Linked DNA regions of Homo sapiens: region 2 is linked to region 1. A link is an interaction called in ENCODE POLR2A ChIA-PET data of the cell type or tissue named here. Cell type or tissue: GM12878. All regions are shown on one strand.

What was found. Peaks named below come from ENCODE experiments on the same cell type or tissue, not always from the same donor. Only the 100,000 strongest peaks of a DNase experiment are listed, where the experiment ranks them.
Region 2: POLR2A ChIA-PET joins it to region 1 with 6 read pairs; 5 of 35 experiments call an interaction of 5 or more read pairs at or near these places.

Annotation. Positions count from the first base shown.
Region 1 is chr2:213,075,181-213,079,180 of GRCh38, forward strand. The region is part of intron 4 of IKZF2 (IKAROS family zinc finger 2); the gene reads right to left. Among named protein-coding and RNA genes, the nearest start is that of IKZF2, 74 kb to the right of the region's middle. In GM12878, no CTCF peak of the experiment used is centred here; no DNase peak of the experiment used is centred here.
Region 2 is chr2:213,162,789-213,166,788 of GRCh38, forward strand. The region is part of intron 1 of LINC01953 (long intergenic non-protein coding RNA 1953); the gene reads right to left. Among named protein-coding and RNA genes, the nearest start is that of LINC01953, 2.9 kb to the right of the region's middle. In GM12878, no CTCF peak of the experiment used is centred here; no DNase peak of the experiment used is centred here; H3K27ac peaks cover 2,514 bases.

The DNA.
Region 1 (4,000 bases):
CCATTTATTAACATTAAATATGAAATAGTAAATCTCACTGGGAAAAGTTTTCTAAAAGCTAATCGCTGCTTTAGAGAAACAATCTATTGGCACATGCTGTATGTGTTTATGTTCATTAGCAAACTGGCCATTGCAATACTTCAAATTAGGGTATCAGCTGAAATATTAGGTTGATGCCAAAGTAACTGTGGTTTTTGCCATAATATTTAAAATGAACCAAGAAATAAATACAAATTCCAAGTACTTTCAAGTTATACTCAGTAGAAAAAATATATATCTTATCCTATATTTGAGTTCCCCCAATGTGGATGTTGTCATAATGTCATTAGTAGAAGTTTATTTTTTAAAGTGACAGTTTGCTCCAAATGTCACCTAAATAAATATTATTTATCAACTCTCATTTGAGAATCTGAATACAAGTATTAATTTTCTGAGGTCACACAGAAGTTTTCTTTTAACAAAACTAGAATCCTCAAAGGAAACATTTGATTAATTTTTCATTAATTGATATATACTGACACAATAACCATTAAGTAGTTTATGTTAAACACACCCAGTGTATTTTAACCATCCTCGTTTGGGTGAGAAATGAAGATAAAATATTTTCATGTGACCTCTATCTTGATATTATACAAGCACTGACATTCAAACTAAAGAATATGGAAAGAAGATTTTTGATTTTTCTCTGCCTGGGAATAATATTATCAAAGAACTCATAAAATAATCATAAGCAAATACTAAGAATACACCACCACCACACTCTACCAAATTTAGGTTAATGGCACATAGCAAAGAGCAGAGCAGATAAGGCATCACAGAAATTCATATACAAATTTAAAACACACAGACACACTAATGACTATGTTTTTAAATCACTGATTGTAAAAAAACAAATAATGTTTTCCCAACGCTTTCCTACACATCATGTAAACTAAACAGGATTTTTTTTAAACAGGCAGGGAAAAAAGTGAACGGAAGTAAACTTCATGAAACCCCATTACAAAACTAATGCTTTTCCTAGGGATAAAGTCATATGCACCATCACCTAGTTTTCCACTAGAAAAAAAAATAGAAAACTCTTTTTATAGAAATTCCATTTATTCTAAAACACCGAAACAAAACTACTATATAATCTCATTTTCTAAAATAATAAACACAAAATTCCTAAACATGTAATATAAACAAGAGAAGAATAAGACAGAGAACTATTTAAACACAAATAATGTGTAGTAGGCATAGAATCCCAACACAAAAATTAAACATGGTGGTTTGCGATACAGTTATACTGATATAACATCTATCGATCTATCTTCAGCAGTTGTACTTTATTTAAATTAAATGAAATATGTATGTGAAGTGCTTTTTAACTCCAAACGTAAATTCATATATTCACTGCTAGTTATTATAATATTTTTGGAATTAAATGTTTAATATAGAAAAGAGAATAAATGAGATATGTCATTTCCCTATACTTAATACCATGGAATATTTATCTTCAATTGTTTAGGATAAATTATGATATTTTAATTTAAAAGAAGCTTGAGAGATGTCCAACTTCCAAATTCTACATCCAAATTCTACAATTCACTATTAAGAAATGAAAGTCCAGCTACTCCGGAGGCTGAGGCAGGAGAAGGGCGTGAACCCAGGAGGCGGAGCTTGCGTGAGCGGAGATCGCGCCACTGCACTCCAGCCTGGGCGACAAAGCCAGACTCCGTCTCCAAAAAAAATAAATAAATAAAAGAAATAAAAGTATATGAACTTAGTGAGTCTGAAGACATACAACTAATATATAAATCATTTCAAGGAAAATTTTGGTTTCCTCAGAATAAAAGATTGTTACACACAGGTACAAGTTTACCAAAAGGACTGTGGAATATCTTTATGCAAGCTGCTTAATAATTATCCATCTTATATACATGAAATTCACTGAATCTGGTATAGAGAAGGCTTATTTTAAGGATTTTCTAGTGACTTAATTCTACATTTACAGAATTCTAACACCAAATGAATATGATAATAGTGAACAAATAAGTGTATTAATGTGTCACTTGTTTAAATCAGTGGTTCTTAAAATGTATCCATGAAAAGCACAAGTGTTATAGATATTAAATTGTAGTATTCCATAGCTCAAGTAAAATAATACTAGTCTTTTTTCCATCACAGAAATATGAATTTCTTGAACTTTCTGTATTTAAATTTTCTCTAATAATTTATATTAAACCACTGCCATGAACTACCTCTTATCTATAGTGAATGCTGTCAATCAACAAAATGAATGAAAATAGTAAGTAAGTATGAACTATAAAAATGGGAAACAATCTTAACATCTTTGCAATTTGTTTTTTAAATTTTTTTAATTGACCTTTGGGCTTCCAGTTCTGATACTATTCTATGTACTTTTTTTTTTTTTTTTTTTTTTTTTGAGACAGAGTCTTGCTCTCTCGCCCAGGCTGGAGTGCAGTGGTGCAATTTCGGCTCACTGCAAGCTCCACCTCCCAGGTTCACGCCATTCTCCTGCCCCAGCCTCCCAAGTAGCTGGGACTACAGGCGCCCGCCACCATGTCCGGCTAATTTTTGTGTATTTTTAGTAGAGACGGGGTTTCACCGTGTTAGCCAGGATGGTCTCGATCTCCTGACCTCGTGATCCACCCTCCTCGGCCTCCCAAAGTACTGGGATTACAGGTGTGAGCCACCGCACCCGGCCTATTCTATGTACTTATTTTTTTTAATCATGTTTACATTAGTTTGGAAGATAAAATTCTATCTATATTTCTCTCTAAAATCTAGCTTTGTTTAATCTATAACACAAGTGGGTTAGAGTAGAAGATTGCATATTCCTTTCCGTCTTAAGAGCTTTATGATCCTACTAAGGATCCCACTGATAAACGCACATATTCCTGTATCCTCAACTCTTCAAGTGTAAACAGATTATGTGTCCTTTAAAAAAAACAATTCATGAATACAAAGATTTATGTTTTGCTATATTATTTTAGAAGGGTAGAGAAATTGGCTGAAATTGCTAAGAAAACTTAAAAATGTAGACAGTAATATTTTATCTTCTGTTGAAAATGTTAAAAATGTACTTTCTATTTTTAACAAAGGTTTTTCTTCCCTTTTCTTAACATTAAATTAGTTCTCAATTCACAGCAACAATTACTATATTCTTTCCAGAAACAAAATCAGTATCCTACAGAGGTTATGAGAAACTCTTTTCTTTATGAGTTATATTATAATGTAACTCATACTTAAACAGTTTATTTAGTTCAGAGTGTTTTCAAATCTTCCATCTCAATAGATCTTCACACTAGAATATGAAGTAGGTGCTATTATTATCCCCAGTAAACGTACAAGAAAACTGAATCGCAGAAAACAGAATTATTTGAGCAAAATCACACAGCTAATAAGTAAGTTGAAGAGCAGGGCTTAGGTTTTGTTTTTTGCTTTGCCCTCTAAATACTGTGTTTCTTCATCCCTTTGAAAAGTGAGTCCAGAAGGGTAATTTTACATTTTAGTGAAATAGAGTGAGTGGCTACCTAATTTTGACAGTTCTCATTTATCTGTCTCATTAGCATGGACAGACCAGATGGACAACCCACCATATAGAAAGAAATTCTGCTGTCATTTCCTGCCAAACCAAAGTGATTCTTCTCTCCCATGTTAACCAACTGTGTTCACAACCAAACTGCTCTCTGAGTTTTCTGTTTCCAAACCTATGAGAAACAATAGTGGCATGGTGAGTACTAACTTCTGATATGTCAGGTTGATATGACAGTAGTACTAGCCCATCATTGTGACGTTAAATCTATTGAAAAATAAACCTTAAATACAGCATTTGTTGTTGCTGCTATTGTTGTTGCTGTCTAATTTTCTCTTTTTTGTTGAGGGAGAAGGGGGAGAAGGTCTATAAAGAAGAGTCTTGGTTGGGTGTCATGGCTCATGCCTGTAGTCCCAACAGTTTGGGAGCCTGGGTAGATCACTTGAGCCCACTGGTTCAAGA
Region 2 (4,000 bases), 88 kb after region 1:
AAAAAATTCTAAGCTGGAGTCACCCCCCACTAGCTTCCCACTATGTTCTGCAGGAATATCAGAGTATTGGAAATGTTATAGCAGTTTGAAAACTATCCCCCTAGAACAGTATTTTTCAAATGCCTGGTTGTAACCCATTAGCAGGCTGTGTGTATTTAGTCAGTCATAACCAGCATCTAAAAACAAAATAGAATCGAATACAGTACGTTTATCACACACAACAAAGATAAATAAAAGGTAACTTTTTGTATCAGAGGTATATCTATCTATCTATCAATTGGCTCACCATGTAAAAGCTATTTTTACTCCCTATGGATTACAGGGTCAAAAGAAGACTGAAAGCTACTGGCCAAGAGAATGGATAAACAAATTGAAGTGTATCATTTCATTGAAATATTGCACAGCAACTAAATACTACAACAAATACATATATATACACACATACATATATATGTACTACATAAATCAATACATATATAAATACATAAATACCACCACAAAAATCCCTAAAATATTATACAGGGTAAGATAAGTGAATTGTTAAAGGATTCTCATATAAATTGTTAATACTTAAAAACATAGAAAACAATATGTATTGTTTTTGTACATATGTATATGTAGTAAAAGTATTATAAAAGAAAGACACCACTTTTGGAATAGCAGTAACCTCCAGGGTGAAAGAGAGGAGGATGAGATGCATCTGCAACGTTTGATTTCTTAATAAACACAATTCTAGAAGACAGGAGACCTTTATTCTAATTCTGACTCTGCCATTACCTGACTGTTTTACTCTGATTGGGTGACTTCATTGCTCTTGTCCTTGTTTCTTCCTATGTGAAATGAAGGGATAATACCAGAGAATGATCAAAGAGTCAGGCTGGAAGGAGAAGTGGATTTGTGTAATGAAAATATTTACTCATCTAATATTTAACTCATAGAATTTAAATGATTACTCAAAGTTAACCAGCTAGCTAATGGTAGAACTCAGGCTAGATAGAGAGAAGTCATCTGGAATCATAGTGTTTCATTCTCTACCCTGTAATTATGCCTTTGATGAAAGATAAAAGGACATGGCATCATTTTATGTAGGATGGTAAAATCAAGAGATTACCATTATCCTCATCTTACTATATGAAGTGGGCCTTGTGACCTATGCTACTGAAGGAGAGAATGAATATTTTGAAAAGGCCAAATATAATCGAATGTGTATATGTTTTCCCCGTTAAATTTTAAAAGCAGTGAAGATCACTGTCAAGTGAACCTTTAGTTTAGCTATGTTTTATCTTAAATAATTGATAGTAGCCTCTAGTCCTTTGATTTATAAATGGGAAAACATGAAATAGTTATTTTTAAGAGTGATTTATGGCTACTTTTGAAGCTGGTTGATTGATTTATCCACCAGTACTTCCTACAAGAATTCGAATTCAGGGTAAATTCAGAAAATAATAAGAGAAACTAAGATGCAAAGGGGAAAGAAAAATATCAAGAAATCTTGGTTATGAAAAAGCCACAATTGAACACAAAACTTACTTCTGCAAACATAGTAATCAGATAAAAGAGGAAACACAGTGTTGGTTACATAGCTCATATTGTCTGGGAAGGCTGTGAAATCATCAGCCCAGATTAAAAAAAAAAAAAAAATTCCAGGTCAGTACTCCAAGAGGAATTTGACCCAGGGGATACTGGCAAAAGTACCATTGGCTATATAATTATCAAGATCTTTCAATCCAGAAGGCCTGCTGTCAAATCCAGGCTCCTATGATTTACTCTGTTACTTAACAGTTGGACAAGTTTCTTAATAGTCTCAGTTTTCTCATCTGTTAATAGTAGATGAAAATAATAAAACTTACCTAAGTTTTGTTTTTAATATGGTTTACATGAGTTAATATTTATAGTTGATCAAATCAAGTCTTAGAGCAATGCCTCATTCATGGCTAAGGGTTTTATTTGCATTTCTTTGATAAGCAAATGAATATTCTAAATAGCAGTTTTACAAAGAACATTCTTAAATTAGTGTGATTGAAATTATTACAGTTAATTATTGCAGTGACATAAAAGCTGATCATTGTTTTGTAACTTAATTTTCTTTTCTTTTCTTTTTTTTTTTTTAAGAGAGTCAGGATAGCTCTCTGTTGCCCAGGCTGGGGTACAGTGTTGTGACTATATAGTTCACTGCAGCCTCGAACTCCTGGGCTTGAGCAATAATCCCACCTCAGCCTCCCGAGTAACTGGGACTACAGATGTGCACCACCACATCTGACTAATTTCTAAAAAAACTCTTTTAGAGATGGGGGTCTCTCTATGTTGCTCAGGCTTGTACCTTAACTTTATATTGATTTCCTTCCCAATATTTAAAAACCTTTTCCCAAATGTCTGATGTCATTTTTTTAAACGAACAAATCAAACTAATGAAAAACATATTTTCTTCCACATCAGAGTGCCTATTTCTTACGCTTGCTCTTCAAAATGTAGTACCCCAAATAACATATATCAGATTCAAATTTTTCTATCCAGACCTTGGTCAACTCTAAATTAGAGCATTTGTATAATGTAAGTGCCTAGAAAAACCTCACATAGCAACAATCAGCTGAACTAACCTATGCTTACATAGGGAGTGCAAAGTTTAGGACAACCTGCCAACTAAGTTTTCTCCTCCAAGGACTAAAAATTGCCTAGTTTTTGTTTGTTTGCCCTCATTGGGAGTCTTTAAAATGAAAAATTTTTGCTTAAGCATTTTTAAATGAAATCAGATCAAATATGCTCAAAAAAACTATAGACAAAAACCTATGTATATGGAAAGACAATATAGTCTGTTACACTTTATTTATATACAGCTTTAATTCTGTTAAATTGCTACACCACATTTTTATTTTTGCCCCTGAACTATGCTGATACCATATGTTATAAATGAATGCTTTGTGATTCCCTTTAGGTTAACTTATTTAGCACCTACTATCTACATCAATAATGTTATCATTTATCTCAATAAAATATATTTTTTCTTGTATGTGTATCTTATCTACACTGCTATGTTAGAGCAATTTTAGAGAAAGACTCAGTCAACTGTTTTTATAGTGCTCTTATTTCTTAATACAGTGCTTTAAACAGATTTGGTACTATATTTGTAATAAAAATTATCATAGAGATAAAACCCTTCATCAATAAAGTGTTATAAAATATTCCACTGCTGTCTAATCATTCATTCATTAAAAAGCACTTTCAATGCAGTTTCCTTTCTCTTTTTCTAAATTCAAATACCGACGTTCTTTTTAAATTTAGGCCTTTGCACTTTGTCTAAATTGACCAAGCTATTATGGTCTTCTGTAGTTCTTAAACAAACATCTCTTTGGTGTCTCTTAAATCTTTTCAGTGTTTATAAAAAGGCTGTCAAGTGTTTTTAGCCTCTTTTCAGAATTTATATTATCATAGTCTTTCAGTTCCTAATATACAACTCAAACACTGGTGTTCATTTAGAGTACTATCTTCATACTATGTACTTTAAAAAAAGTGAGCTTATGTCTTAAAATAGTATATGACTTCAATATGATAGCAGAACTAAAACTAGGATTAAAGTCTAGCATTCAGAAACACCTGTTAACTTATTCTCAATTTCTTTTAACTCAGGCTACAGAACATAGTGAACTTTTACTTTTTTCTTGTTTATTTTTACTTGTTTTTCTATCATATAATTCTCATAATATTTTTTATTTCTAAATAAAAAATTAATTTTGACAGTAAATTGAATGTAAAATTGGACATACATACACTTAACAGTAACGCAGAATTGTAGCACAATGTATCTTGGTCTTAATGTTTAATGTTTTCATGTAAAAGGTTATTTGGTGGTAGATTTCTTTAGGAGCAGGATCTTAGGAGCCATCAAAATAGTTAACTTATCTCATTTTCACTCAGTTCAAATCTCTCATTTAGTTATAGCAGAACTTAAAATTCTTATTTGCAAATCCATGTTGCAAACTGGATGGAAGTTTATTTTTCATTG